Regions from separate parts of the Mus musculus genome. Here region 1 is linked to region 2. The links are chromatin loops, found by intact Hi-C in ENCODE. Cell type or tissue: heart. All regions are shown on one strand. Each heading gives the region's core, and the rest is flanking DNA. Links, peaks and the distances in the headings are about the cores only. Region 1 overlaps Rbms2 (RNA binding motif, single stranded interacting protein 2). Region 2 holds the start of Baz2a (bromodomain adjacent to zinc finger domain, 2A).

Evidence for each region. Hi-C counts contacts between places; a loop is a spot of excess contacts. Peaks named below come from ENCODE experiments on the same cell type or tissue, not always from the same donor. Only the 100,000 strongest peaks of a DNase experiment are listed, where the experiment ranks them.
Region 1: a loop joins it to region 2, with 2.8 times the contacts of the local background. A loop is called at or near these places in 11 of 42 quality-filtered maps.

Annotation. Positions count from the first base shown.
Region 1 is chr10:128,142,821-128,158,616 of GRCm38, forward strand. Rbms2 (RNA binding motif, single stranded interacting protein 2) reads right to left here. Exons shown (of 13, transcript NM_019711.2): 2 at 8,363-8,535; 3 at 3,782-3,840; 4 at 2,853-2,944; 5 at 575-732. Among named protein-coding and RNA genes, the nearest start is that of Gm51821, 25 kb to the left of the region's middle. In heart, for the core only: a CTCF peak has its summit at 6,851; DNase peaks (open chromatin) are centred at 6,251 and 6,971; H3K4me3 peaks cover 653 bases; H3K27ac peaks cover 1,109 bases.
Region 2 is chr10:128,091,668-128,107,463 of GRCm38, forward strand. It overlaps Baz2a (bromodomain adjacent to zinc finger domain, 2A), which reads left to right and starts at 1,116. Exons shown (of 30, transcript NM_054078.2): 1 at 1,116-1,183; 2 at 4,772-4,856. In heart, for the core only: a CTCF peak has its summit at 5,059; DNase peaks (open chromatin) are centred at 5,264, 5,684 and 6,124; H3K4me3 peaks cover 1,669 bases; H3K27ac peaks cover 1,654 bases.

The DNA of each region.
Region 1 (15,796 bases), core at 5,437-7,936, 53 kb after region 2:
ACTACCAAGGGTTTAGACAACTTGCATTCATGTATGTATTATGTATGTGCAGAAGCTGCCGCACATGTGAAGGTCAGAGGACCACCTTCTGGGGTCAGTTTTTCCTTCTACCGTCTGGGCTCCAGGGATCAAACTCAGGTCACCAGGTTTGCTGTCAAGCACTTTTACCTGCTGAGCTACTTTGCTGCCTCTTATTAGGTTTGTTTGTTTTGGGGTTTTTTTGGTTTTTCAAGACAGAGAAACCCTGTCTCAAAACTCACCAGGCTGGCCTCGAACTCAGAAATCCGCCTGCCTCTGCCTCCCAAGTGCTGGGATTAAAGGCGTGTGCTACCACACCCGGCTTATTAGGTATTTTTGACAATTATTTTGGTCTAGTTCAGGGGAAGGGCACTGTGTGTGTGTGTGTACGCCTATGTGTCTATATGTGTATGTATGTGTGTATCTCTGTGTGTATTTGTGTGTGTCTGTGTGTGATTCTGTGCGTGTGTGTCTGTGCGCATCTGTATGTGCATCTGTGTGTGTATGTGTTGTTTCCTAAGTTATTTCTTGCTAGCCACTCTCAGTCATCCCTTACCTTGCAAAGCCGACCCCTCTGCTGGCCCCACTAGTGTCTCGAAGGATCCGAGTAGAGATGACCTGGCCAAAGGGCTTCAGCATCCCCTCCAGTTCCTGCTCGTCCATTGACAGAGGGAGGTTTGAGATGTATAAGTTTGTAGGGTCTTGCTCCTGTTGCTATGGACACGAAGGTGAAAACTGAGGCTCACATCTTGCTCCCCATCCCATCCTCAGCCCTCATGCACAGAATAACATTTGAGAAGAGAAGCATTAAGGGGGGGATCCAAACACAGAGAACCTTCTGTTTGTAATACCCAGAACTGTCACCGTGTACTACACACCTAGTCCAGGAAGAGAGATTATAATATTTACCACGTCTACTGCTGTACAATCCAGTAACACAAGCCACCTACCAGCTGTCTCTTTAAGAAGCAGGCAGAACAAGTTTTCCTCTTGCCCTGCAGCCTGGCCCTGAGGTTAGATTCCTTTCTCCTGACTTGTCAACTCCACAGTTCAGAATGATTTCTCTCCCTCTCTTCTGCCACAGCAGACTCGGCTAAGGGGGCTACCTGGTCACTGGCGGATGGGAGGGAAGCAGGGAGGGCAGCAGGAAGGAAACAGAAAGGGCAGGGTGTGCTGTGCAGTGATTTACCCCAAAGGTGTTTGGGAGCCCCAGGGAGAGGCTGCACTAGGGGCAGGGTGGAGGTTCCTGGAGGGCTCAATGACAGTTCTGCCTAAGGGCTTGATTTTGAATTCCTGATCCTTCTGTCTCCTTCCCAAGTGCTGGGATCACAGGTGTGTGCACAACACCCACTCCAGAGCTGTTTTCAAGCCTGTCAATCATTACACTGCTTTAGTCAGTCCTTTTCAGCAACCTTAATCCCACTTTCAACTTCCGTTTCTTTCCCTTTTTTTTCCACCTAAAATTTATTTTTTACTTTACATCTATGGGTGGTTTTGTTTGTTTGTTTGTTTTTTGTTTTTGCCTGTATGTATGTCTGTGTATGGTGTGCATATAAGCATCCAGAAAGACCAAAAGAGGGCACTTCCCTGGAACTAGAGTTAAGATGCCTTTAAGGTACCGGGGTGGGTACTGGAAATTGACCCCAGGACCTTTGGAAGAACAGCCAGTGTACTCTCTCCAATCCACTCACCTCCTGCCCTTCTCTCCTCTTCCTCCTCCTCTCCCTCCTTTTCCTTTTCCTCTTCCTCCTCCTCCTCTTCTCTTTCTCCTTTTCTCTTTTGAGACAAGCAAGGTCTTACTCTGTAGCCCAGGCTGGCCTAAAACAAACTCTCACTATCTTTGCCTCCCAAGTGCTGGAATGACTTGAGACATCACACCCAGCTTCATTTCCCCTTTAACCTTTAGAGAAAAGAATGGCTATGTTGGGGCTAGAGCGATGGTTAAAAGCACTGGCTGCTCTCTGAGAGATCTTGAGTTCAATTCCTAGCACCTCATGGTGATGTACAACCCACTGTAACTCTACCCTTATCAGCCTCTTCAGAGTATTCAAGGTGCCTCAGTATGGTTGAAAGGATTTCAGAAAGGCTTCTAGCTTTCTAGAGACTGACATGGGGGAGAGTGAGCATACAACATTTTCATCTCTAGGGAAATCAAAGCAGAAGGTACAGTTCTCTTCCTTTCTTGCTGTAGCTTCCTCCCTTTCCCTCAGCCCCTTCCCCAGCTCACTCCCTGTCCCACGGGAGCAGTGGCAGGTCATGGAAAGCACTCTTCAGAACCTAAGTTGCACAATTGGGCTTCAGAGAATGTTGCAAAACTAGAACCATCTGTCCTAGGAAAGTGGGGCCAGGGTGGAGTGCCGAGAGGCCTGGCTCTCCTGCTTGCCACACACTGCACAGTCTTCTCTAGCAGCTCAGGTGGACCCTGGCCTGTCATGCCTGTGTCCAGATGCTACCAGAAAGCACTGCAGAGGGTGAGAGATGGCAAGGACCTGAGTTCAATCACCATCACTCACATCAGGTGGCTCCACACTGCTGTGCACATGAACACACACACATATGCACATGCACACACACACACACACACTCACACACACACACACACACACACACGCACACACATGCACACACACACACACATACTCGCGCACACACACACAAACACCACACACTCGCACATGCACACACACACTCACACACTTGAGCACTGTAGACAATTCTTGCTCATCAATTTCACTTTCCTCAACATTCCGACATAGCTGAAACTGGCACTTTGCTGCTGACTGTAATCCCTGGAGAGGCAGATGGGGCTGGGGAGGGGGTGGGCACTACCCTACCTTTGCCATTTGTGCCTGCACACCACTGGCTTTCAGTGCAGTTACAGCTTTCTGTGCTGATGACGGACTGTCGAAGTCCACAAAGCCATAGCCTGGAAGGGAAACAGCGTCACGTCACGGGAGGTGGGAGGTATAAGAGAGGTGGGAGGCCTAGGCTTTTCAGGAGACAGAAGAAGAGGTATGGACTATGTAAATGATGGAGTGGGGGCTGGGGGGGAAGGGAGACTGAGAGTTGTCCATGGGACCCCTCACCAGAGCTCAGACCCACTCTGTGGCTAAGGACGCCCAGGGACATGAGAACACCTTGTGGTTGGCATTCTGCCTTTCTCCTCATTAAGAAAGAACCTAGAGCTTCAGACCTGGTTTTAAATCCTATACCCTCATGCATGTCTAAAGGCCCTCCAGCTCCTCTGCAGAAAGCCCCCAGAAATCTAGGGAGGGAGGAATACAGCACAGCAAGCTGGTACCAGATGGAAGCTGCCCTTCTCAGAGATGTCCAACACACACACACACACACACACACACACACACACGCCCCCTCACCCCCCTGACCCCCCCCCCCCCCGGCCGCCCTCCCTCTCACCCCCAACTATTCAGCATCGGAAAAAGAACACCTACTGGGCAGTTCCCCCAAATCCTAGAAAAGGTGTTTACATAGACCTTGAGAAACTTCTCCCAGCACCTTCCCACCTGGGGAAAGACACTTCACCCAGAGGGAGCTGAGAAGGGATGGCACACCACACAGCCTTCCTTCCTTCTGCCAGCACTGCCCCTAACAGTATTTTCAGCTCTAGCTCTCGAGCCACCAGTGAGTCTAAATACATGTTGGTCTTTAGGCCCCAAACCTCCCAGCCCCTCCCAGGTGCTGTCTGCCCAGCCTCCCAGCAGGAGGAGACAGAGGTGCAGAGAGCAGCTGGTCTCTCTCTCACCTTTGCACTTGTTTGTGGTCTTGTCCAGGATGGCCTTAGTGGAGACAATCTTGCCATACCTAAGGAAAAGGAAAACACAAGGTGATGATCTGTGATTGGGGGGGGGTGGGGGTGGGGGCTGTTCGGGGCGGGGCTTACAAACTGCAGAGAGAAGAGCCAGGTGCAGTAGCATACACCTTTGAACCAAGCACTCAGGAGGTAGAGGCAGAGGTGCAGAGGTGAATCAGAGGCCAGCCTGGTCTACAGAGTGAGTTCCAGGACAGCCAGGATAGAGATTAAGGCATCATCTAGATTACTCCAAGCCCTTTCTTTCTCCGCTAGTTTTTCTAGTCATTACATGGAAACAAAGTAAAAACCCAGCCTGGCGTTGTGGCGCATGCCTTTAATCCCAGCACTCAGGAGGCAGAGGCAGGCGAGTTCAAGGCCAGCCTGGTCTACAGAGTGAGTTCCAGGACAGCCAGGGCTACACAGAGAAACCCTGTCTCAAAAAAAACAAAAAAAAAAAACAAAAAAAACAAAAAAAAACAAAAAACAAAACAAAACAAAAAAACCCTTAGTCAATTTAAAATGCTACTTGTGCAGTAAGTAGTGGCGGGCACCTTTGATCCCTCTGCTCAGGAGCAGAGGCAGGTGAACCAGGCTAGCCTGGTCTATATAATGAGTTCTAGGACAATAAGGATTATATAGCTTTGTCTAAAAACAAACAAACAAAACAAACTACTGTGTTAATTTTCATCCCTGCGACAAAATGACCAAACAAACACTTTGATTTTGGCTCATGGTTTCAGTCCAGCACAGCAGAGAGGATGAAGCACTGCTCCTAGCATGGGGAAAGGAGGGAGGGGGATATAAACATCTATTTCCCCTTCTCTTCCGGCCTATATTCATGGAAGATCTCCCTGCTTCCTTTTATCGACCCCGGCACACCTGGATGTGTACTTCAGTAATCTCAAGGGCTGGTGTGGTTTTCATTGGAAATGTCCCCATATGTCCCGAGGCTGAGGACTGGTCCCCAGCTGCTGACATTGTTGTAAGGGGTACAGCCTCATTGGAGTGAATGGGTCACAGGGATTTTACAGCCTGGACCTCCCTGGCTGCCCTTTACTTTGTTGACATCAGTGTGACCATCTCTTGCCACAGATCCTACCCACCATGATGATCTGTATGTTCCCCTCAAAGTGTGGCTAACACAAAGTCTTCTTCACTGAAATTGCTGTTTGTCAGGGATATTGTCCTCACAAAGGGAAAAGTCACTATAGTGATCCTCGATAAGGTCAGCTGTCACAGTGTCCTTAATATAACCCTAACCCCACAAAGGCACCACCTGAAAGTGACTGCAGCTCTTACAATACCAACACATTTGTCCATTTTAAGACACTTTTGGGGAAAGAAGCTTGGCCCACACATAAAGCCTGTGTCTGAAGGCTGAGAGCTCTGTTGGGATTCCTTGAGGATCAGAAATAACCTTTTCTTTTTCCTTCAGTTTTTCAAGACAGGGTTTCTCTCTGTAGCACTAGCTGTCCTGATTCTCTCTGTAGCACTAGCTGTCCTGAAACTCACTCTGTAGGCCAGGCTATCCTCAAACTCCCAGAGATCCACCTGCCTCTGCTGGGATTAAAGGTATACACAACCACCACCCACCTAGCAAAAATAATTTTTTTTTTTTTGAGACTGGGTTTCTCCGTGTAGCCCTGACTATCCTGGAACTCACTCTGTAGAGCAGGCCGGCCTCAAACTCAGAAATCCGCCTGCCTCTGCCTCCCAAGTGCTGGGATTAAAGGCGTGCGCCACCACGCCCGGCTCGCAAAAATAATTCTTGATTCTACTTTTCTTTTAGACAAACACCATTCATCCTATTAAAAATAATAAAAATAAACCCAAAAAGATGACTCAGCAGCTAAGTACACTAGGACCTGGTTTTGATTCTCAGTACCCGCATGGTGGCTCATAACTGTCTTGTGGGCACTATGCATGCATGCACACAGTGCACAGACATACATGCAGGCAAAATATTCACACTCATAAATAATACAATTAAAGATGACCATCTTAAAAATAATAAGGGGCTGGAGAGATGGCTCAGTGGTTAAGAGTACTGACTGCTCTTCTGGAGGTCCTGAGTTCAATTCCCAGCAACCACATGGTGGCTCAAACCATCTGTAATGAGATCCAATGCCCTCTTCTGGTGTGAAGACAGTTACAGTGTACTCATATACATAAATAAATCTTTAAATCATCATCACGACAATGCTTCCTCTGACCCCTACACCCAAGGCTCTACTGGTCCCTTGATGAGGCCAGCCTGATCCAAATGTCTTCGGCTCAAATCCTAACTCTGCTACTTTCTAGTACAACTGATCTCAGACAAGTCCCGTGGCTTCCTATGTTCTGGCCTCATCACGGCAACCTTATCCCAACATTTCAGTGCCAACAAGTATCTCCTCGTGCTCTTTGACCTGGTTTTTCCATCTTGTCTCCTTTAGGAATGAGTTAAATTAGTCTGTGACAAGTTTTCACTTTGTATTTGATGAGATTTGTGTTTTCCAGCTTTTTGGAAAACCCTGTTGGCAGCAGAGGCCTGGACAGCTGGCAGAGCTCTAGTCATGAAGCAGTACAGATCTTGGGTCAGAAGTATCCTACAAGGAAAAAGTATCCCAGAAGTGTGAAAATGTCAGAGACAGAACAGCAGCCCTGAACAAAGTCAGAAATTCAAGGGCTGAAGAGAAACAGTTGGCAGAAACTAAATTTGAGATTAATATTCCAGAAAGCATTAAAAAAAAATCTATCCTCTTATTCCTAAAGAACATGGATGCCTGATTAGTTTGTTTTTGCCCCTGGCTGCCTCTCTCCCTTCAGCTTTTTCAGTGCAGCTTCGGAACCCAGAGGATTAGACAAAATAAGCTGGAGAATGCCCTGGAGGCTGAGAGAAAAAAAAAAGAAAGAAAGAAAAGAAAAAGGAGGCGGGGACTGGTGGTCCTTGGGTCTTTTGAGGCAAAGAGTCATAAGGAATGACTGTCGGCCAGAGGACACTCGAGCTGCTATCCCCATCAAGGCCCCAGGGTGGAGCCTGCTGCAGCCCAGCAGCCTGAGACTTTGAGCTAGAGTTTCCACTGCAGCTGGCAACAGCTGGGTCAGTGCTGCTTCCTCCTCCACAGGAGCCCCTTCCAGAGAACCAGAAGTTCTAGTCCCAGGCCACACCTCCCCTTCCGGCCCACCAGAGTTTGGGATCCAGCAACCCAGGAAGAGATCCCGGGGACACTGGCAGGAAGTCCTTCTGAGCAGGAGAGCCCGCCCTTCTCAGATAGGCTGGGCCCCTCCCTCTCCTCTATCAGGCTCCACCCAACCCATGCCTTCTCCCTGCACTTACTCCAACATTTTTGTTTGACTGGTTTGTTTCTTCCTTTATTTTATTTTATTATTTTATTTTATTTCTGAGATTAGGTTTCTCTGTGTAGTCCCGTAGCTCCATCTGCAGACCAGGCTGGCCTAGAACTCAGAGATCCACCTGTCTTCTCTGCTTCCCAAGTGCTGGGATTAAAGTTGGGCGCCACTATAGCCCTGCTTCTTTGATTGATTTTGACACAGGCATGCACGCACACCAAGGGGTAAGTTTCTGTCATACAGTTTGCATTCATAATAGCCATAGACTGGCAACAATACAAATACTTTCAACAACAGAATGGACGACTCAATAAACAAACAAGAACAGATGGAGAGATAGCTCAGCAGTGAAGAGCACTCCCTGGCTACTCTTCCAGAGGACCTGGGTTCAATTCCCAGCATCCACATTAAGTGGCTCACACCTGCTTATAACTCCAGTTCCAGAGCATCTGATGCCCTCCGGCTGCAGATACATATGGTGCACATAAACTCACACAAGCACATAAACATGCATACAAATAAAGATGGATTAGAAATTAAAATGAATGAATAAAATAAAAAGCTGCTATAGCCAGGTAGGGTGGGAAATGCCTTTACCCCCAGAGGTAGACACAGAAGGACAAGGAGTTCAAGTCCAACCTGGACTGCATGATACCCTGCTTTAAAAAAATACATTCACCCCATGGAGATGAAGGGGATATTTCTGTCAAACTATGTCAGGGTCAGTGGTAATTATCAGTTTGACAGAATCTGAGGTACCTGGGAGACAGGCACCTAGCATGCCTGTGAGGGCCTTAACCACTGTGGCACTGAGGTCCTGGGCTGGAATCCAGGACTAGGAAATGCAGAAAGGGAGTTGAGCCACAGCAGCAAGCAGCCGTTTCCCTTTCATGGATGTGACATGACCAGCTTCCTCAAGCTCCTTCACCTGGACTTCCCAGGAGAAGATCAAGCTCTGAGCGCAAAGAAACCCTTTCTCCCTTACATTGATCTTATCTGAAACCAGGCTAGGATCCATGAGATGCTGACTCAAAACAACAAAACTCAAAAGAGCGGCACGTGAGCGCCCTGGAATGTGCCTGTGACTGTGGGGTAGAAGTGTAATACTATTGCAATTCTCCCTAAGAGCATGTGGCAAGAAGCCAGCGCCTGGGAATCCGTGCTATCCCTGGAAGCCTCTGTATTGGGGCTGCAACTCACGGCTGACAGAGCTTGACAAGGTCCTGGTCAGTGGTGCCTGGCTGCAGTCCTCGGATATACAGGTTGGTTTTGCTCAGCTGGTCGTTCCCACCACTCCCGCCGCCGCCTCCGCCGCTGCTGTTGGGGGTGCTATTCCTTGGACTTGGAGGTGCCATTTGCTGAGCCACATATAGCTGCAGGGAGACACGAAGATCAGAAGGTCAGAGAGACTGTGCATTTACACACTAGAGACTGAAGAAGACATCCTGGAAATAGATACAAAACATTAACAGCAATGAACTCAAAGGGGAGTAAAGCAGTTAAAAAGAATAAGAAGATAGGTCATCTCACTGGCTCAATGCATAAAGTGCTTACCACCAAACGTAATGAGCAGAGTTTGATGCACATGGGGGTAAAGAACAGACTCCTGGGCTGGAGAGGTGGCTCAGCAGTTAAGAGCACTGACTGCTCTTCCAGAGGTCCTGAGTTCAAATCCCAGCAACCACATGGTGGCTCACAGCCATCTGTAATGAGATCTGACACCGTCTTCTGGTGCATCTGAAGACAGCTACAGTGTACTTAGATATAATAATAAATAAATCTTTGAAAGAAAGAAAGAAAGAAAGAAAGAGAGAGAGAGAGAGAGAGAGAGAAAGAAAGAAAGAAAGAAAGAAAGAAAGAAAGAAAGAAAGAAAGAAAGAGAGAAAGAGAGAGAGAAAGGAAGAAAGAAAAATAGACTCCTAGAAGTTGTCCTCTGACTTCCACATGTGCACTGTGCATGCCCATACACACTCACATGTGCACACAATTGAATGCACAAATGCACACAATAAATTATTTAGCAGAGCATTGGTGGTACCTTTAATCCCACCTCTAATCCCAGCCCTTGTAAGGCAGAGGGAAGTGGATCTATGTGAGTTTGAAGGCAGCCTGATCTACAGAGAGAGTGTCAGGACAGCCAGGGGTACACAGAGAAACCCTGTTTTGAAAACAAACAAACAAACAAAATTAAATAATTATAAAATCCATAAGAATTCCTCTACTATAAAAGAATAGAATGCATAGCTATCTTACCTATCAGCCAGGAGTAATAAGAATACAATAACCCTGTTTGGGAAAAGGGTGCCCTGTAGTATAGCAGGATGTTTGTAATCATAAATATGTTGCAGAACATGGTTAATTTAATGTCTGCCTCTCAAGTCCAGAACTTATGAAACCATAAAGGATAAAAATAAATGTAATCACAAAAATATTCAAGCAGCAACAGAAAAGAGTCCCACATGATACTTATAGGTAGTTGAACATTGTTGCAAACTTGGATAGTAAGGAGAAATGTTGGGGCTGGGGAGATGGCTCAGCTATAAAGGGCTTATCATCTAAGCAGGAGGACCTGAGTTTAGACCCTTAGCAACCATGCAGAAAGCTGGGTGACACACATCGGTAATCCCAACACAGGAAGACAGAGACAGGTGAGTTCACTGGCCAGCCAGGCTAGCCAAATCCAGGCTCAGGCTCTAGGTTCAGAGAGACCCCCTCTCAAACAAACAAAAACGCCCTGCTGTGGTGTCACAAGCCTTTAATACCAGTACTTTGGAGGCAGAAGCAGGAGGATCTCTGAGTTTCAGGACAGCCTGATGTACAATGTAAGCTCCAGGCCAGCCAAGGCTACATGGTAAAAAGCAAACAATAAAAGAGAGTCCAAGAGACAAAACACCGAGAAATCCCCTAAGTAATTGACTTCCCAGAAAGATGACACAAACCAAGTATGTTCACCTAATAGGTTAGAGAAAACGAGGCTGCATGTGTGAGCGACTAGGAAACTGAATACTCTTAGAGGAAGTGGGAAGAATACCAAAGAGCTATAGTTTGCTCTACACCCTAAACTAAACCCATATGATTCAAAAATCCTTGTGTTGTTTCCTGTTTAAAGACCCCATATATCTCAGGCTAGTTTTTTAACACCTCTGGCTTCATTTCCTCAATGCTGAGATTGCTTATGTATGCAACCACACCTGGTTACAATTCAAAGCTCTGGTAGCCACTCATTTGTCACCAAATTCATTGTCAACCTGAGGCCCTTAACTTCATTATTAACCACTAGGGCAAGAGAAAAGCCTTCCCATATGTGAAGCCATAGTTCCTGGTTCATAGCAGGCATAGGTATTTGTGAAGATGAGAGAAATCAACTTATAGAATATATTATCATATTCTTTAAACCTACAGTCTCACAGATTCACCCAAGTGACCTGACTTTATAATTATGATGGCAACCTGCATATGAACGATCCATACGATATGTCCCGAAGCTAGTGGCCTCTAGGTTGTGCAACATAACTATTTTTGCTTGTGTTCCAGTCATAATACTTCCAAAAAAAGGGAAGGTTCACATTCTCTGTGCAGTAACAGATTCCCCACTAATTGCTCATGAGACCCTCTGGGCTATTTCAGTCATTCAGTGAATTATTAAATTGCCCACTCCATGTGAGTACTGACTGACCCCGTGAGGAACGATTAAAAGAACAGGTGGAATATCTCACAATGCCTTCTGATTTGTGTGGTGCTGCGGATTGAACCCAGGCCTTGGCTGTATGTTAGGGAAGGGCTACATCTTCAGTCCTTTTTACTTTTTAGCTTGAGGCATGAACTATGTTGCCTAAGCAGGCCTTCAACTTTCGAAATTCGACTTGGTAAACCAGTGAGGTGTTTTTTTTTTTGGGGGGGGGTTACATGCAGAAATATGAGCGAGGGGCTACTTACAGAAGCAGAAACGAATAAAGACAGCCATAACACCCCAGCATAGGTGTCCAGAAAGCTGGACACCTGAGGCACACTGCACAACCTGAAGACAGCTCAGTAGGTTGGGGAGTGTCTTTTCCAGGCAGATGGGTTGGCCTGAGCCTCTTCTGCGAATCTCTGCTTGTTTGAGTGTCTTTGTAGTCCATACTACTCATATAAGCCCATGTGAGCTATCCCAGGGTGACCTCAGACTCCTCCTGGGCCAGCCTCACTGGCTGAGTGCCCAACTATGTCTGCCCATAATGTATTTAAACACACGCCCACAAAGAGTTTCCAGGGGACCCAACACCCTTCACACAGACATGCATGCAGGCAAAACATCAATGCATATGAAATAAAAATAGATGAAAGAAAGAAAAGTATGGGGACTGGAGAGATGGCTCCAGCGGTTAAGAGCACTGACTGCTCTTGGGGGTCCTGAATTCATTTCCCAGCAACCACATGGTGGCCAACAACCATCTGTAATGAGATCTGATACCTTCTTCTGGTGTGTCTGAAGACAGCTACAATGTACTCAAATAAATAAAATAAATAAATAAGTCTTAAGAAAGAAAAGTATGTGCTAACAAGGATCCAAGCGAAGTGGTTAAAAGAACATGAAGCAATAAGCAATTCCTGGGAGAGGTTTTGAAAAAGACGTCTACATTTTCCCTTGAAAGGACAAGAACAGAGAGTTCAGAAGAGGGTAAATGCTGACGGCTAATGCAGACATTTTCTTTAGTGGGATACCAACGGGTAAAGTGCGCATGAGTCTATAAACAAACTCTACCCACACTCTCATAAATAGCCCTAGTGAAGCTCAGGGGGACACATAGAATAGAAAGGGGGACAGCGGAGAGGAGGGAAGGGACTGCTGGTAACAGATCTGTGTGTGTGATAGAAATGCATCATACAGATGTACGAAATGTCATAGAGAGCCAGGGGCCAGGACAGGGGATGCAGAGGTTGGCGAATCGCTGAGTTCAAGGCTGGCTTGGTCTACAGAGTGAGTTCCAGGACAGCCAGAGCTACCTGTCTGTCTGTCAGACAGACAGACAGACAGACAGACAGACAGACAGACACTGTCCTAAAAAAAAGTAAAAATGAAATTCTTCTGCATAGTTAATATATTCTATTAAAAACAATTAAGTAGGGGCTGGCGAAGTGGCTCAGCGGGTAAGAGTACTGACTACTCTTCCGAAGGTCCTGAGTTCAAATCCCAGCAACCACGAGGTGGCTCACAACCACCCATAATGAGATGGGATGCCTTCTTTTGGTGCATCTGAAGACAGCTATAGTGTATTTATTTATAGTAATAAATAAATCTTTGGGCTGGGCGGTGGTGGTACACGCCTTTAATCCCAGCACTTGGGAGGCAGAGGCAGGTGGATTTCTGGTTTCAAGGCCAGCCTGGTCTACAGAGTGAGCTCCAGGACAGACAAAACTACACAGAGAAACCCTGTCTCGGAAATCAATCAATCAATCAATCAATCAATTTTGGACCAGAGCAGGCAGGGACTAAGCAAGTGGGGTTGACCAGAGTGAGCAGGGCCAACCAGTGTGAGCGAGGTCCTACGAAATTCAATTCCCAACAACCACATGAAAACTCACAACCATCTGTACAGCTATAGTGAACTCATATACATAAAATAAACAAATAATATAGGTGAAACAACAGTATGAACTAACCATTACCCCCGGAGCTCGTGTCTCTAGCTGCATATGTATCAGAAGATGGCCTAGTCGGCCATCATTGGGAAGAGAGGCCCCTTGGTATTGCAAACTTTATATGCCCCAGTACAGGGGAAATGCCAGGGCCAAGAAGTGGGAGTGGGTGGGTAGGGGAGCAGGGTGGAGGGGAGGGTATAGGGAACTTTTGGGATAGCATTTGAAATGTAAATGAAGAAAATACCTAATAAAAAATAAAAATTAAAAAAATAAATAAACAAACAAATCTTTAAAAACGATTAAGTAAATGCTGAATCAGGTGAACTGGCCCAGTAGGTAAGGACACTCACTACATCCTGCAACCTGAGTTCAAACCCAAATAAAGGCAGGGGAAGAGAACCTTTGTCCTATGATCTCCACATGCATACTGTAGCTTGTGTACCCCTCTTCATTGTACACACATACACATTAATAGTTTTTTTTTTTTTTTGGTTTTCCGAGACAGGGTTTCTCTGTATAGCCCTGGCTGTTCTGGAACACACTTTGTAGACCAGGCTGGCCTCGAACTCAGAAATCCGCCTGCCTCTGCCTCCCGAGTGCTGGGATTAAAGGCGTGCGCCACCACGCCCGGCTATTAATAGTTTTTAATTAAAAATTAAAACCTAAGATAGAATACTAAGATACTAAACCCTATACCTCATGATCCTTCTGCTCAGCCCCCCAAGGGCTGGGAATACATGCATGTGCCATCAGGCTCTGCCTTGTCTTTCTTTTTTTTTTTTTTTTTTTTTTGGTTTTTCGAGACAGGGTTTCTCTGTATAGCCCTGGCTGTCCTGGAACTCACTTTGTAGACCAGGCTGGCCTCGAACTCAGAAATCCACCTGCCTCTGCCTCCCAAGTGCAAGGATTAAAGGCGTGCGCCACCATGCCCGGCTGTGTTCTTGTGTTTACATTACCTCTTCTGCTTTTAGGTTTTAATTTTAATTTAGCTTTTAACAGAGGTCAGAGGGTAACTTGGTTCTTTGCTTCTGCATTGTGGATCCTGGGGAATCACACAGGGTTCACCGGGCAGACACCAATACCGGCTGAGCCACTTGCTGGCCCTCTGCTTTCTTAAAAAATTTGAGATGTGCCCACAGTATATGCCAGGCTGGCCTCAATCCTCCTGTGATGGTTTGTATATACTCTGCCCAGAGAGTGGCACTATTAGTAGGTGTGGCCTAGTTGAAGTGGGCTTTAAGACCCTCATCCTAGCTTCCTGGAAGTTAGTATTCTGCTAGGAGCCTTCAGGTGAAGATGTAGCACTCTCAGCCCCTCCTGCACCATGCCTGTCTGGCTACTGCCATGCTCCCACCTTGATGATAATGGACTGAACCTCTAAACCTGTAAGCCAGCCCCAATTAAATGTTGTCCTTATAAGAGTTGCCTTGGTCATGGTGTCTGTTCACAGCAGTAAAACCCTAACGAAGACACCTCCTTTAACCTCAAGGTTACACAGTGAATGTGGAGCATTGTGAGTATGTGTGATGTGTGTTCATGCATGCATGCCTGTTGAGTGTGGGTGCTTATGTGCCTTATGTGCCTTTTCAGGTATGTGGAGATTGAGGACAACCTCAGGGCTCGGGCCTCACCCTTCTTGAGGCAGGGTCTCTTTCTTGTTTCCTGCCTCACTCGCCAGACCAGGTGGCCAGTGGAGGCCTGGGATTGCAAAGAGAGCTGGAGAGCCCAGCGGACTTGGGTTCTGGGTCCTCACACTTGCATGACAAGTGCTTTAGCTACTGAGTTCCCAAGGCCCAGACTCTTAATTTTAACCTGTGTCACATGGCTCCCGAGTCTATACTTGTCTACTGCCGTCTCTCTAACCTGGAGCTGTCAATGACTTTCACCAACTATGAGCCTCTATTTATAAAACAAGAAGTCTATTTCTAAAACGTGCTTAAATCCAGTCTTGAATAAGATTTAAAAATAGGCAAAGAAGAGGAATGCTGGTTTACACCTATAATCCTAACACTTGGGAATCGAAGGCAGCAGGATCAGAAGTTCAAAGCCAACCTGGCTTATATGAGACCCCCATCTCAAGGCTTAGAATAAACCATTCCTTGTCCTTTAATGGCTGGAGATTTAGTTCAGTAGCAGAGACCTTACCTAATATGAGCTGTGCAAGAACCTAGGTTCAAGATTCATCTCTGTGCCCCACCCCTCAAAAAATAGGCAAAAAGATCTATCCCAATCATTAAAAACACCTACTAGATTTAAGAGTTGGTCTGATATTCACAAATAAACCAAATTAAACAAATCCTCTTGCATCGTCGTTAGATTGCAAAACACTTAATTCTCTACCCCTGCTTCAGTCAGTGTCTTTTTTTTTTTACTTTTACAATTATAAAACAATTTTATTAAAATGAATATAGTCATTCAAAATAACTACTATCGATAATTATTCAGAGTACTTTTCTTTCTTTTTTTTTAAATTTATTTTTAATTAGGTATTTTCCTCATTTACATTTCCAATGCTATCCCAGAAGTCCCCCATAACCTCCCCCCAGTCAGTGTCTTTAAAAGCAGTAGCACAGGCCTATCATCCCAGCTACTGGGCGGGCTGGGGGGGCCTGGGCAACAGTGAGAACCCAGAAGAGAAGAACAGGGAGGGAGAAGAGGAAGAGACACAGGGCAGACAGGCAGGCGGGCAGGTGGGCAGGAGCACAATTCCCCTCTCAAAATGTGAGACCTGGCAGCTAGCAAGTGCAGAGCTGACCTGAGCAGACCAAGCTGGGCCATGTGGGGAGAGGGAGGGAGACAAAGGGAAAGAGGGGAAGAACTGGGTGCAAGGCCCTGGAGGCTCCGGGTAACCAAACTGGCTGGAATATATAAGAAAGGCAAAGCTGGGCGTGGTGGCGCATGCCTTTAATCCCAGCACTCGGGAGGCAGAGGCAGGTGGATTTCTGAATTCGAGGCCAGCCTGGTCTACAAAGTGAGTTCCAGGACAGCCAGGGCTATACGGAGAAACCCTGT
Region 2 (15,796 bases), core at 3,894-6,393:
GTTCCCAGCCCATAGTTGGACAGGATCCAACAGTAGCCTTCAATTGAAGCAAGACCCAAGGACAGTGAGAATCTGGGTCCTAATCCTGAGTCCTGCCAGCCTGACATGGGTAAGTATGATAGCTGCCCCTGGGAAAGGCCTGAGGGATGCCCAGCTCCCTCTCTGGCTGACTCAGCAGGGGTGGGGCCTAACCTTTGCTCTTTTGGGGGAGTGAAGGAAGAGAAACGGACTGTGGGGGGGACACGGGGCTTAGCTGGTGAGCTGCTGAGCATTGGCAAGCTCCAGCTCTAAGGAAGAGCCTGGGGTTGTATCTTAGGTTAGGGCTTCCTTCCTCACCCTAGAACCCCCCGCTCCAATTTAAGTGCAGAGATTCAAGTAGTATTTTACTGTATTCATTACTAGTTCAGTCTTGGTCTTGTAAGAGATGCTTCCCCTCCCCCTAGTTTCTCTCGGTGTTTCTTCCTCCCCCCTTTAACCCACCACCGGGTCGGGGCTGCACTGAGCAGCTGCTTCCTGTTGCCCCAGAGGTTGCTGCAAGGGTGGTGGTGGTGGCTGGGGCCAAACCGAGCAATGAATAAAGTCGATTCTTAGCCCTGCATCAGCCTCACGACCCTGTTACGGATGGCCTCCACCATTGACAGGACAGAGAGCGTTTTGCCTCTGTGGTTTCCTGATTCCAGATTTGTACAGCTGTAGTACGGATAGGGCCGGGAGAAGCCTGTTTACCTAGCAGGGCGCTGTGCGTGACCCCGACATGCTCTCGGCCTTGAGTTCCCTCTCCTGCTCTCCTAGGCCTCCTTGAATCTTTGTGGCTCCCACTGTCTCTCCAGCCTCCTTTGTGAATAAGTCTTAGCTGGGCGCCCCGTGCCGGCAAAAAGAGCTCTTCAAGTACTCCAGTTCAGACCCACCGCTGTCCCCAACTACGCCGCAGAAGTTTCTGTCTTTTCCTGCATCTGGGATCCTTCCTGGTTCTGGCCCCTAGGAGACGCCACCCGCCGTCCCCTCCCCCAGCGGAGCCTTCGCGACAGCCGTCCCTGAGCGCTCGTCCTCACCCGGGTGGCTCCTGCCCCTTTAAGCGCCGCCCCCCCCCCCTCCGCCGCCGGCCTCGGGCTGGGGGAGGAGGCGCCGCCGCCCGGCTCGGCCACCTGCGCCGCCGCCGCCGCCCGGCCCGGCCCTGCTTCAGGTGAGGCCCGGCATCCGCCTCCAGGCCCGGGGTCCAGGGCAGGGCGTCCCCGCAGCCGCTTCCTCCCCTGGGATCCAAGCTCTGACCTTCCCTGCGCCCGCTGCCCTTGCTCTCTCCCCCGCCCTGCCTCCTCGCCCGTTCCTCCCCTGTCCTCTGCGCCCGGGATCCGGAGGCTTCTCACGCCTCTCCGCCATCCTCTCCCGGGAACCCCTCCTATTCCGGCCCTGGATCTCCCCTCCCCCGCGCCTCCCTCGCCAGAAAGCTCTCCCGCGGTCTGGGTTTCGCCTCCTCTTCTCTGGAACTAGCGCTTTCCCACGCCATCCTAACCCCGGAGGGGGGGGGAGATAACCGCCACCCCAACCCCTCTCCTGGTAGTGCGGGGGGCGGGGGGTACGACGCACGTTACGGGCGCTGTCCGCCCTGCTCCGCTCACCCTTCAAGTTCAGCTAAGTCTCACCTAAAGCTTTTCTTGCCGAGTTTGGGGTCGGACCCGAGCACCGCCCCCTGATCTCGGTGGGAAGGGCGCTCGGCCCCGCTGGAGCTGGCCCCTCCCCCTAGTCCGGGCGCCGGGGGCAGCGGCGCTGCGGGAACCTTGTGATACTCCGCTTCAGCGGCTGTTGCGGCAGAACAAGACTGGGGCTAAGTCTCTAAGGGATTGGGGGTGCTGGGTAAGGCAAAGGAAGCCCAACCTTCTCTATTTCAGGTTACTCCAGAAAACAAAACAAACAAAAACCCCGAGATGTCACTGTCTTATATGCCTATCATATGCCCAGCTGTCCGTTGGGGAATTTGGAGACTAAATCCGAGGGGCGCAGACCCACTTGGAGAAGGGGAGGGGTTACAATCTTTTTGGCATATTATGAGAGAACCTAACCTTACCAAAATACGGTGAGATTGTCTCCTCCGAACCTGAGTGCCGAAAAGGAACCAATGGGAATTGCTACAGGGCCAAGAGCTGTGGCTAAGGCAAGATCGGTTCAGTCATGGAGTGGGAGGTCTTTATAATTACCCTACCTTCAATAGGAAATACTCTTTCCATCCAGCTGAGCCCCGAGCTCCTTCTCTAGTGCCCCTGCCTCCAGAATTAGTAGAATGGGTGTCAGGGTTTGTCTTATACTACTCTGAGTCACAACTAAAGGTGCTGGGAAGGGCGCAGTGTGTGTGTCCTGTAGTGCTTAAGGTTGGATGCTTGGAGTGTCTTGAAGAGGAAAGGGAAGGTACAGCTAGGATGCATACCACCATCTCATAGCCCCAGCCATCTGGCTCCAGAGTGGCTGGCACAATGACAGCTGACCCAGAGACAGGGAGGTACAGCAGGAACTTGGAGGGTGAGAAGGCGGTGGCAGGTGTTTATCGCCACTTCACGTCTCATCATCCTCTGGCTTGTTTTGTGGGAGGTTCAGTCTGTTCCCCAGACACTCTTCTCACAGGTTGCTAATAAAATGACCGTTGGCCCCTTTCTCTTTGGAGTAGCTTCTTGAAGGGAGGCTTGTTGGCTAACCAGCCACATTGTTATGGGGATTGACAAATGTTTGGGGACACATGGGATCAAGTCCGCTTTTTTGCGTTCAGATTTGGCATGGGGGTGGGGGGCAGGTCACAAGTGTTGTATGTTAAGGCACCCGGCAAAAAGTAAAAAGCTTTGGGGCGTATTCCCTGCCCACCTTTATCCTTCAGAGAGTAGGGAAGATCGCAGCCTAGGTGGGATAAAGCGATAGGAGCCCTTCTGTACCAGATGAAAAAACGTATTATGCCCTGTTTTTCCTCTTCTAATATCTGGTGGTCTTCTATCTTACCTCTTTCTTTACTGGCTCAGGGCAGGGTTTGGGCCTAAAAGTAGCCGAGGTTACTAGGCCTGGGGCTCGGAAGGGGTGGGAACAGTGGGGCACAGGAGTAACCGGCTCTTCCGGAGCCAGCGGTGGGTGTGTGTGGGTGTGTGGTGATGAAGCGAAGGGGCGTGGTCACGGACGTCTGACTGGCGCAGGCTCCTCCTCTGCGTGCCCTGTCTCAAACTGGTTAGCCCCGGGTGGGAAGTAGGAAGAGTCATCTGCCCTGGAAAAAGGAGAGGACAGAAAGATACCAGCTTTCCTCTAAATCTGTCTCTTCCCTCTCCTGCCCTTAGGTGCCAGTTCCAACCTAAGCTTTTTTTTTTTTTCTTGGTGGTGGTGGGGTTACACATTTTTGTTTGTTTGTTTTTTGAGACAGGGTTTTTCTGTATAGTCCTGGCTGTCCTGGAACTCAGAAATCCACCTGCCTTCCCCTCCCAAGTGCTGGGATTTAAAGGCGTGCGCCACCACACCCGGCCACACTTTTTTTTTGGCCTAAGTTTACTTCTCCTTTCTCCAGGGCGTGGAGGTTAGTGGGCTTTTGGAAAGATAAGGTGTATCCCCCCAGGCGACCTTTGTCCTTTTGTGTTTTTTCCAGACAAAGTCTCACAATGAAGTCCTGACTAGTCTGGAACTGGATTTGTAGACCGAGCTGGCCTTGAGCTCACAGGGCGATCCTCTCCTCTATGCCTCTTCAGTGTAGGAATGAATTACAGGCGTAGGTTGCCGTGACTGACTTTATAAACTCATTTTGACAGGGGAGAGAGATTTTGTTCTGTCTCCTCCTTCCCTTAGTAATCTACTTAGCTCTGTTGAGGGAGAGGAACCATGTGCTGAGCCCACATTTTTGGCTTATCTTAAAGAGATCTTCCTTTTGAAACCTATCTGAACTTTTTATAATGATGGGTGGGTAAAGCATCTCCCACACTCAGAATCCCTGTCTGGGGTAAAGACATTGGCGTTAGACTGCGGGTTTGGTTCAATCAGACTCTGTCCACACCCAGATTTCCAAGCTCTTGGGATCCCCCAGAGAAAAATGTATTTGTTGACCCCTCAAAACCAGCCAGAATCTTGTTTCTGTGTGTCGCTCTTTCTAAGTCTTCAGACTTAGCTTTGCGTAGTTTAGGCAATTGTTTACATTCTAAAACTACATTTCATTGATTTGAATGGGAATTATGAAGCCAGAAGTCTTGAATTGGAAGGAAGGGGAATGCAGTTCCCTTCTAGTCATATTTTATTTACTGTGTGACTTTGAACAGGTCGGGGAGCTTCTGTGGGTCTTGAGTTCTTCACCTAGTGAGTGAGAGGTAGGAACTGAAAAGAAAAAGCTGTAACATACGACACTGTTTCCCATCTTGGGTCCCTGCAATAACATTCAGATGAAAGCTAAGCCATAATTCCTGTCTAGACTTCCAGTTCTCCAAAGAACACAGCCATGTAGCCTTGTTGGAAAAGGTTTGGGAGATGGGCGGTGGTGGCGCACACCTTTGATCCCAGTACTTGGGAGGCAGAGGCAGAGGCAGGCGGATTTCTGAGTTCGAGGCGAGTCTATCGAGTGAGTTCCAGGACAAGCCAGGGCTACACAGAGAAACCCTGTCTTGAAAAACCAAAAAAGAAAAAGAAAAGGTATGGGAACAGAAAAATATTTGGGTCAGTTTTTTGGTTATCTTACTGCTTATCTTCTACCCTTTGGCCACATTTAGGCTAGATTCAGATCTTGACTGTGTGGAGCCAGAGCCAAGTCTCCTTTCCCCATGTGCAGGATTCTCTCCAACGACCAAGGTCCTGCAGATGACACCAGGAAAGCAGTGATCCAGGCAGGACCAGGTTGTCCCTACAGGACATAGGTGAGTATACTGCTTCCTTTTCATCCCTGTAAAATCGCTCCCTATGTATCAACTTCCACTTTTTCATCACCACCCTGCTGAGGAAATAAACAGCCCCGAAATGGTCCTAGAAATGGGTTCTAGCCGTTATGGTTAATCCTGGGATATGGCTCACCTTTCAATTTGACCTGCGTGAAGCAAGACTCCAACCCTCAAAGAGATGCTGGTGAAGCAGGGAACTGCTGGGAGGGATTCTGGGCGCTAGGACCCAGATTCGGATCGGGGCCGGGCACTAGGACCCGGCGGCCGCGGCGGTGGAGGGCGGTGCTGCCGGCCCCGTTTCCCCGCCCCCTCCGTTTACTCCTCCCCCGCCGGCCATGTTGGCTCAGCTCAGGCCCCGCGGTTGAACCGCGACCCCCTTCCCCCTCCCAGACCCCGCACCCTGCACCCCTCTCCCGCGGGAGTCTCCTCCCTCCTGGCGCCCGGAGCCTGGCCATGTGAACCGCCCGTCCCCCGGGGAGAAGCGAGCCCCGACCGGGCTGGACGCGGTCGCCTCAGGTTTGTTGGGTGTGCGGCCGGGGGCCGAGGGTCGGGCGCCCGGTGTCCGCGGGAGTTCCTCAGGCAGCTGGCGCCTCAGGTGACCGGGACTTCTCCCCGCTGGGACGCCGCCGGAGCTGTTGGGAGACCCCGGCCGGGCGCGGGTGGCGGCTGACGAGGCCCCCTGAGGTGGCGGTGCGGTCGGGCTCGGCTGGGGTGGAGACCCATCCAGTGGCGGCGGAATCCCCGGGAGGGCTCCACCTCCTGGGGCGGCGGGGTCGCGGGCGTGCAGGGGATGGACGCGGGGCTTCCCACGGTGGGCTACACCTGAGGCTCGTGCGGATGGGGGTTTCGGCCGCGGTGAGTGGGGGTGACTCCGCGGTGACTCCCCGGAGAGCCTCGGGTTTCTGTTCTCCGGGTCGTGGAGAGGGCCTGGCTGTCGGTCGTGCTGGCCTGGCTTGGGGCCCTGGAGCCCCGGGAGAATCCCTGACTCTAGAGATGGGGGTTGATACAACTCATACTTGGCGTCTGGTTTGAGTAGGGCCGAAAACTGAGGGGAAGAATAAAGAGGGATTCCTTCCCAAGGAAATCCTCTCCAAAGGGGATCCCCGTTTCCGTAGAGAGACGGTGCTCTCGCATCATCCCTTTCTTTCCCGGCGTTCCCGACTTGCACAAGTCAATGCCAATAGCAGGCATCCTTTGTGGAGCTTACAGGAATGAGGGATTTGTATCCTTCGGGGGGAGTGGTGTTGGTGGGGGCGATAGCTTCCACCACCTCCATCTGTACACAAACTGCCCCTCCCCCAGCCTCCCGCAGGAAGTGGCCTGGAAATGGCAGCTGTGCGTTCGATGCTGCGTCTCTTGTTGTTTTGAAATGACCATTTTAATCTGATTTGGTTTCATTTTCTGAAGCCTTCTGGGCAGGCTTGGATCTGCCAAACGTTAGACTTTTTCCACTGTAGTATTCATTTGTCATCTAGTAGTCGGTCAACTATAGTTGACCCACTGATCTTGGTCCTCCTTTGTACACTGTCTCTTCTGGACCCCACTCCTGCCCCAACCAAGTTAGAGGTCATAGAAAATCAAAGTGAGTTATCACGAGCAGTGATCACTCTTCAGAACAAGCAGTGCAGATTGAGTGTAGAAAGCTGCCAAGAGTACTTGAGATCTTTATGGAATTAGAGTGGCTTTCTTGATCCTTAATATTTTTAAGCATGACAGTTTTTCTTTTTTGCAAATCATCGGAGCAAATAAGCTTGTGGAGAAAAGGATACTTATGAGATGTGGAAGAAGGGAAAGGGGGAAGATGTGTACTTATGATTAGTATATAGGGATGGGGACTGATTATTATTACTAACGAGAGTGTTAAGCTTGTTCCTCAGTGGTGAGTTTAGTCCAGTCCTGCAGGGAAACCTCCTCGTTGACTTTTTTACCTTTTACAGAACAAATTAGGGGAATTTGCTATCATGATGTAACTTTCGTCTATACAAGGCTGGCTGGCTGGCTTTCTTTCTTCCTTTCTTTCTTCTTTTTAAACATTTATGTTTGTGAGTATACTGTCAGTCTTCAGACCAGAAGAGGGCATCGGATCCCATTACAGATGGTTGTGAGCCACCATGTGGTTGCTGGGAATTGAACTTAGGACTTTGAGCAGAGAGCCAGTGCTCTTAACCACTAAGCCATCTCTCCAGCCCCAAAAGAATATTTCTTGAAGGGTAGGGTTTTTTCTTTTTCCTTAAAATTTTTGTTGTTGTACTTTATGTGTATGGGTCTTTTGCTGCATGTATGCCTGTGCACCACCGGTGTGCCTGGAGCCAGCCCATAGAGACCCGATGCAGGGTTTAGATTGCTGGGATTGGGGTTACAAAATAGTTGTGAACTGTCTTGTGAATGTGAAGACTGAACTCCTGTCCTCTGGAAGAACAGCGCTTAACTGAGGAGCCATCTCTCCATCCCAAAATAACGTGCTTTTGTTATTTTTAATTGTTGGTCTGCAGGGGCTGGAGAGGTGGTTCAGCAGATGAGAGCACTGGCTGCTCTTCCAGAGCACTGGGGTTCAATTCTCAGCTCCCACATGGCAGTTTACAACTGTCTGCAGCCCTATGTACCAGTTCTAGAGGATCTGACACCCTCACACAGGCCTACAGATGAGCAAAACTCCAATGCAGAAAAAAATAAAATTAAATTTTAAAAAAAGGGGTGTGTGTGTACCACCATTGCTCAGCTGAGATTTTTGTTTTTTTCGAGACAGGGTTTCTCTGTATAGCTCTGGCTGTCCTGGAACTCACTTTGTAGACCAGGCTGGCCTCAAACTCAGAAATCCGCCTGCCTCTGCCTCCCGAGTGCTGGGATTAAAGGTGTGTGCCACCACGCCTGGCGAGATTTTTTTTTTTTTTTTTTTTAGAGCTTTATTTTATTTTATGTATTCACATTCAGACACACCAGAAGAGAGCATCAGACCCCATTGCAGATGGTTGTGAGTCACTATGTGGTCACTGGGAATTGAACTCAGGACCTCTGGAAGAGAGCAGTCAGTGCTCTTAATGACTGAGCCATCTCTCCACCCCCCTGGTTTTTTGTTTGTTTGTTTTGTTTTTTTAAAAGATTTATTTATTAATTATATGTAAGTACACTGTAGCTGTCTTCAGACACTCCAGAAGAGGGAGTCAGATCTCATTACGGATGGTTGTGAGCCACCATGTGGTTGCTGGGACTTGAACTCCTGACCTTCGGAGGAGCAGTCGGGTGCTCTTACCCACTGAGCCATCTCACCAGCCCCCTTTGTTTTGTTTTTAACTTTTGTTTTGAGCCAGGGTCCTAGAACTCCCTGAGTAGACATGGCTGGCCTCATACTCCCGAGATCACCTACCTCAGCCTTTTGAGTGCCGGACTTAAAGTCTTTGTCATTGCAACACAGAGACTTGTTTTTTGTTTTGTTTTTTTCTTATACCAGGATCAGACTGGCCTAGAACTAAGCTTTTGAAGTTTATGTTGGCTTTAAGCTGGGAGTAATCCTGCTTCTACCTCTCAGATGTTGGGATTACAGAACAGACTCCACTCTGCCTGGTCTAACCAAGAGATTTTTTTTTTTTCTCTAAAGGATAAAGTGATATCACTATGATCTATATCTCTCCATTTTGTTTTTTGTTTGAAATTTCCTATCCACCACCACCCCTAAGACAGTGTCTCATTAGATAGCCCTAGCTGGCCTGGAGTTCTCTATGTAGACCAGGCTGGCCTTGAGTTTACAGAGATGTACTTGTCTCTGTTTCCCACAGAATGGGATTAGGTGTGTGCCCCATGCCTGGCTCCATCCTGTTTTGTTGTCATTTGGGTTTGCTTAGGGACACGACTTGAAATACTAAGAATGGAAATGTGAAGATCATTTGAAGTGCCCTGCAAACATGCACCTGTCATTGAAATTGTGATTTTTCTTTTTCTTTCTTTCTTTTTTTTTTAAAGATTTACTTATATGAGTATACTGTAGATGTCATCAGACACATCAGAAGAGGAAATCAGATCCCATTACAGATGGCTGTGAGCCACCATGTGGTTGCTGGGAATTGAACTCAGGACCGCTGGAAGAGCAGTCAGTGTTCTTAACCACTGAGCCATCTCTCCAGCTCCAAGATTGCAATTTTTCTATCAGAAACTTGTTGTCTGCATATAAGTCCATAGATTGAAGATCTAGGGTAGGAGCAGGCTTATGTAACTTTTGTGAAAATGGTATCTTTATAAGTAAGATTGAATCATTGCTCTTAGTGGGGTGGCTGACAATCTGGAAACAGAAACAGGTGTGTGGGCATTGCCTCTCTGATGCTGACTGGCAGGTTCTTCTGACCAAGACCGTAAAGGGCATCTGAGTGATATCAGCTGTCTGGTTATGTGTGCGTGCGTGTGCGCTGGGAATTTAATTCAAGGTCTCACACATGCTATGCTTTACCGTTTTCGTATTTAAAAGATATAGTACTGGTGTAGTTATGTTTGTCACGGGGTGTGGGTAGAGATTAAAGAACAACTTTCAAGATTTAGTTCTATCCAACCATGTAGATTTGAATTCAGCTTTGATAGTAGGTGCCTTTAACCATTGAGTCTCCTCATCAGCCCCACCACTTCTCCTGTTTTTAGCCTGTAGAAATTGATTTTCCTTGTTGGAGTTAAAAGAGGGAAAAGATGTGGAAATAAGAGTTTGGTGGTAAAAACATTCTTTTTTGTTTATTTTTTTGTTTTTCAAGACATGGTTTCTCTGTGTAGCTCTGGCTGTCCTGAAACTCTGTAGACCAGGCTGGCTACAAACTCCCCACTGGGATTAAAGGCGTGTACCAACACCTGGTTCACCTCTTTTTTTTTTTTTTTTTTTTTTTTGGTTTTTCGAGACAGGGTTTCTCTGTATAGCCCTGACTATCCTGGAACTCACCCTGTAGACCAGGCTGGCCTTGAATTCAGAAATCCGCCTGCCTCTGCCTCCTGAGTGCTGGGATCAAAGGCGTGCGCCACTACTGCCCGGTGGTAGTAACCTTTTTTATTCTCCTACTCTTAGAGTGATGTAAAGTTATTAATTGGTATAGTGTGTGATCTTGTCTGTGTGTGAAGTGAGACAGTAAAGTGAGTTTTTATATTTTAGGATATAGAGAGGTTTTCTGGGTTTTTCTTCCCCCCCCCCCCGCCCCCTTATTTCGGCAGTAGGGTTTCAGGTAAGTCTTTCTGTGTACCCCTAGCTCTCCTGAAACACTCCATGTAGACCAGGCTGGCCTTGAATGCAGAGAGATCTATCTGCCTCTTACCTAGTGTGTAGAGGGCCTTCAGGTCAGTCCACAGCAGGAATGTAGAAATCAAGAAATTTGGGGCCCTTTCCCCTCTAGGGTGATAGGTCAATAAAGTGCTGTTTCGTTTGTTTGTTTGCTTGAGACATAATCTCATTGTGTGAGATTCTGGCTAGCTTAAAATTGGGAAGCATAGACCAGACTGACTTTTAGTTCACAGAGCCCTACCTGCCTCTGCTGTGATTTAGTCCTGGGATTCTTTCTCTTTAGCACACAAGCTCAAGCTGGCTTTCAACTCCTGTAGCCCAAGTGGGCAGTCCTTCTGCCACGGTTTCCTATTTGGTGTTGTCTTGTGTTGTCTCCCCTACCTTGTACATGGTAGTATATTCTATCAAAACACTACACAAAACTCTTCCTTTGGCAGTGAAGTGTAAGAATGTGATATGATTCCTTTAGTTTTGTTGTTGTTGTTGTTTAAAAGAATGGTTCTTATGTAATCCAGACTGGTTTCTAAATAGATCATGTATCGAAAGATGACCTTGAACTTGTCCTTCTTGCCTCTTCCCAATTTTTTTAAGTTTTATTTTTTATTTGTATGTGAACACTGCAGCTGTCTTCAGACACACAGTAGATCCCATTACAGATGGTTGTGAGCCACCGTGTGGTTGCTGGGAATTGAACTCAGGACCTCTAGCAGAGCAGTCAGTGCTTTTCACTGAGCTATCTCTCCAGCTCAGTTTATTGAGTTTTTAATATTGTTAGAACTTTTCTATTCCTTTATCTTATTTACAAGGAATACCTAACAAGTCTATTAAGGATCCTTGTGTTTAGTTCTCAGCCTTGGGTTTAGTTCACAGCAGTATATGAAAGGAGAAGTCAAGAGATTTGGGGCCTTTGTTTGTTTGCTTTTTTTTTTTTTTTCTTTTCTGAGACAGGGTTTCTCTATGTAGCCCTGGCTGTCCTGGATCTCACTATGCAAACCAAGCTGGACTTAAACTCAGAGATATGTCTTCCTCTGCCTCTGCTGGAATTAAAAGGTGTGTATCATCACTGGCCAGCTACTAAAATTCCTTGAACTCAGAAATCTGCCTGCTTCTGTCTCCCAAGTGCTGGGATTAAAGGCGTGCCACCACCACCGCCCTGCAAATTTTTTTAGGCAGTATCTCACTGTGTGGCCCTGGCTAGCTTGGAAGGCTCTAGGAAATACAGACCGGACCTTCAACTTCCACCTGCTTCTGCTATGACTGAGTACTGGGATTAAAGGCATGAGCCACCCAAATTTGATCCCTAGAACCCGAGTAAAAATGTCAGGCAGGCATGGTGCTGTGTGATTGTGAACCTAGCACTAGGGAGGCAGAACTGAAAGACCCCTAAGGCTCACTGGCCAGCCAGTCTAGCCTAATTGGTATACTTAAGATCATTGGGCACCCTGCTTCAAAAGAGATGAATGGTTTTAGAAGTCCTCTGATCTACACGTGTACTGACACATACAAGCTCTGGCATGTATATGAAATTGGGGGCTGTGATGGTGGTACAGACAGAGGCAGGCAGATTTCTGAGGCCAACCTGATCTCCATAGTGAATTCTACTCTTGCCAGGGCTATATGGTGAGACGCTCTCTCAAAAAAAGAATTAAAAACAAAATAGAGGGCTGGAGAGATGGCTCAGCGGTTAAGAGCACTAACTGCTCTTCCAAAGGACCTGAGTTCAAATCCCAGCAACCACATGGTAGCTCACAACCATCCATAATGAGATATGACACCCTCTTCTGGTGTGTCTAAAGGCAGCTACAGTGTACCTACATATAATAATAAATAAATTTAAAAGGGGGGGGGACTGGAGAGAGCTCATGCATGCTGCTCTTCAAGAGAACCTGAGTTCAGTTTCTAGCACCCTAGCACCCACCTCAGGCAGCTCACAATATAGTCTGTAACTCTCTCTGCCTCCAGGGGATGGGTGCAACACCTATTGGACTCTTCAGATACCTCTGCTCATTTGCAGAAAGAAGACATGGGTTCTATTCCCAGCACCTACATGGTAGTTCAAAATCATTTTTTTATTATTTTATTTTTTATTTATATGAATATACTGTAGCTGTCTTCAGATACACCAGAAGAGGGCATTAGATCCCATTACAGATAGTTGTGAGCCACTATGTGGTTGCTGGGAATTGAACTCAGGACCTCTGAAAGAGCAGTCAGTGCTCTTAACTGCTGAGCCATTTCTCCAGCTCCCTCAAAATCTTTTTTTTTTTTTTTTTTTTAAGATTTACTTATTATATGTGTCTTCAGACACACCAGACGAGGGCGTCAAATCTCATTACAGATGGTTGTGAGCCATCATGTGGTTGCTGGGATTTGAACTCAGGACCTTCGGAAGAGCAGTCAGTGCTCTTAACCACTGAGCCATCTCTCCACCCCCCTAAAAATCATTCTTAATTTTAGCAGTTTCAGGGCATCTGATGTCCTCTGCTGACCTACATGGGCACCAGATGTGCACATGGTACAAGTATAAATTTTTATCTCTATGAAAAACTGGCTGTGAGTGGTAGCACACACCTTTAATTCCAGCACTTAAGATGAACAGATAGGTGGATCTCTGTGAGTTTAAGTCCAGCCTAGTCTACATATAGGCTGTTCCATGACAGCCAGGGCTAAATAGAGAGCCTATCTCTGAAAAAAAAGAAGGAAAGGAAGGGAGGGAGGGAGGGAAGAAAGAAAAAAAAAGAGAGAGAATATATTTCTCTGAAAATAAGCTTATACCAATCTTCTAGTGGTAATAACAAAACGCTGCGCCACACATTCAGCAGTAAATCATTTGGCTCTTTCTCTACTTTAGTGTTAAATTAAATTCTGGAAACATGGTGGTGAGACTTAACATCCAGATGATTGTAGAGAACCTGCCCGGACATGCAGTTTTCTTTGAGTAGTACTTTCCTACTACCTCAGTGTAAAATTTCATCACCTTCCTTCAACTTCACTTAGGGTTCTAGTTGGAAATAGAGGTTAAAGAAAGGACATTTTGCAAGAGATTGAGCCTCAGTCAGAACATGTTTTAGTTGGTCTGATTCTGAGTTCCAAAAGAAGTTTGAGTAGGTTAGATAAGAGGGCATCCTTTAATGTGAGTTTGGCACCTGGAACTCTAATGGAACAAGCTGACTTTGGGAGGATGAGTTCTCAAGGTATGAAATTTAAAGGTCACCACTGTCTCCAGTGTCAGGAACTGGGAGTATAGAAAGCTTGGAGCTTCCCAAGATGTGTGGGACAGAATGGGGACAACTTGTTTCTCAACCTTGATGCTCTACCTTGGGTCATTTATATCACTGTGTCCTCAATCGTTATTGCTCTTAAAGAGGACCTGGGATCTATTCCCAGCACCATATGGTGGCTCATAGCTGTCTGTAACTCCAGTTCCAGATATCTAGCTCCTCATCTGACCTAAGGGCCTGTGTGTGGTGTACATACACATGCACTTAGGTGCACACACACATATATATATAACATTAGGGTTTTTTTAAATGCTGAGAAGCAAGTTGACATGTCAATATTCACCTGTAATCCCACATTTTCCAGGGTCTAACTATTCCTAGCTGGCCTGGAACTAGCTAAGTAGACCAAGTTGACCTCCTCAAACTCGGAGATCCATGTGCTTGTGCCTTCCAAGTACTGGGATTAAAGGCATTTGCTGCCATGCCTGTCATTTTCTTGTATTCTTTTTTTTTTTTTTTTTAAGATTTATTTATTGATTATATGTAAGTACACTGTAGCTGTCTTCAGACACTCCAGAAGAGGGAGTCAGATCTCGTTACGTATGGTTGTGAGCCACCATGTGGTTGCTGGGATTTGAACTCCAGACCTTCGGAAGAGCAGTCGGGTGCTCTTACCCACTGAGCCATCTCACCAGCCCTTTCTTGTATTCTTATATTGTAACATCTAGGAGTTAAGTTGTTTTTGTCCGCCCCCCCCCACACACACACAATGTATGTGAGTGAGTACATGGTCACTACATTTGGGCAAACCAGGAGGGCAGCATCAGATCCCATTACAGATGGTTGTGAGCCACCATGTGGTTGCTGGGAATTGAACTCAGGACCTCTGGAAGAGCAGTCAGGGCTCCTAACTGCCCAGGAGTTAAGTTTTATATATTAAGTCTGGCTACATCATCTCTCTTGTATTTCCCATCATACTATAAGTTTTAAAAACATGCCTTTTAAAAGCCAGGCTTGGTGGTACATGCCTTTAGTGCCTGCACTGGGAGGCAGAAGCAGGTGGATGGATCTCTTGCGTTTGATGCCAGCATGGTCTGCAAGACCAGGACAGTCAGGGTTACACTGAGAAACCCATCTCGAAAAGCTTGTATGTGTGTGTTATGTAAGTACCTTTTAAGCTGGGCGTGTGTCTCATGCCTTTGATCCCAGCAGTTAGAAGGCAGAGGCAAATGGGTTTCTGAGTTTGAGGCCAGCCTGGTCTACAGAATAAGATCTAGGACATTCAAAGCTATACAGGGAAACCCTGTTTGGGGGAAAATTTTTTTTTAATTTTATATATTTACATAAATATATAATACATATGCACATATACAAAAAGATAAACATTCTTTTTACTCTTTGTCTAATAAGAAAAACTAACATGGCTGGGCTTTATGGACATACCTTTAATCCCAACACTTAGGGTTTGTGGCAGGGGACGTCTCTGAATCCTAAGGAGTCTGAATTATCAGGGGCTGACACTCTATCAAACAAACTAAACATTTAATACAAGGGCCTTTATATAAAGTTTCTTGTTTAACTCTCACAAGTTGTAGAAGTGCATAATAAATTTTTTTCTAAGTATTTTGTCCAAAGTCAATGAAGCCAGTGTAGAGCTAAGATTTGAACATGGAATCTGTTCTTTTGCTCATTGACTGTACAGCACATAGCAAGTATGTAGGAATGAAATGAGTGGGATGGCTGTGATGAGAAGATGCACTTAATTTGTAAAGTCGGATGTGGTATTTTCTCAGAGTGATAGAATGGATAAGTTTCTTTGTATATTCAATAACAAAACAAAACCAAAAAAAAAGAAATTAAGTGTGACCCATCTTTGAGGGTATACTGTTCCGAGTAGATTGATATGTGACGGCCTAAAACTGGGGGAAAAAGGAGGAGTGCGGGTCAAGTGGAATTGGTTCCTTCCAGGATTTCTGAAGTGAGCTATTGCATGTTCTCTTTGCTCTGTGGCTTAAGCTTTGAAAGTAATCCATCCTAAAACAAAAATTTAGTTTTATTGTTTTACTTATTGTTTCACTCAGGATTATTAATCTCTTGATACTTACTTTTGTCTCCATGCTCTGAAGAACGGGCTTTCCTGTAACGGGGACGTCCTGGATGACGGCGGTCTTTTCATGTGTGCTTAGCAGATTAGAGCCTACTATTTACTTTACACTCGATCTTAGCCAAAAAGCTGAGAAGTGGTGGGTGGGTGGGTGGGTGTGTGCTCACGCATGTGCAGGCCTCTCTTTCAACCATGTGGGTTCCAGGGATTGAACTCAGCTCATTAGGCTTACCTGCAAACATCTTTCTTTATCTGTTGAGCATCTTGCCAGCTCTTACTGTAATTTTAGAATGAAGCTGGAATATTCTATATGAGATATAAATTAGTACAGACAACTTTCCTGAGTTAG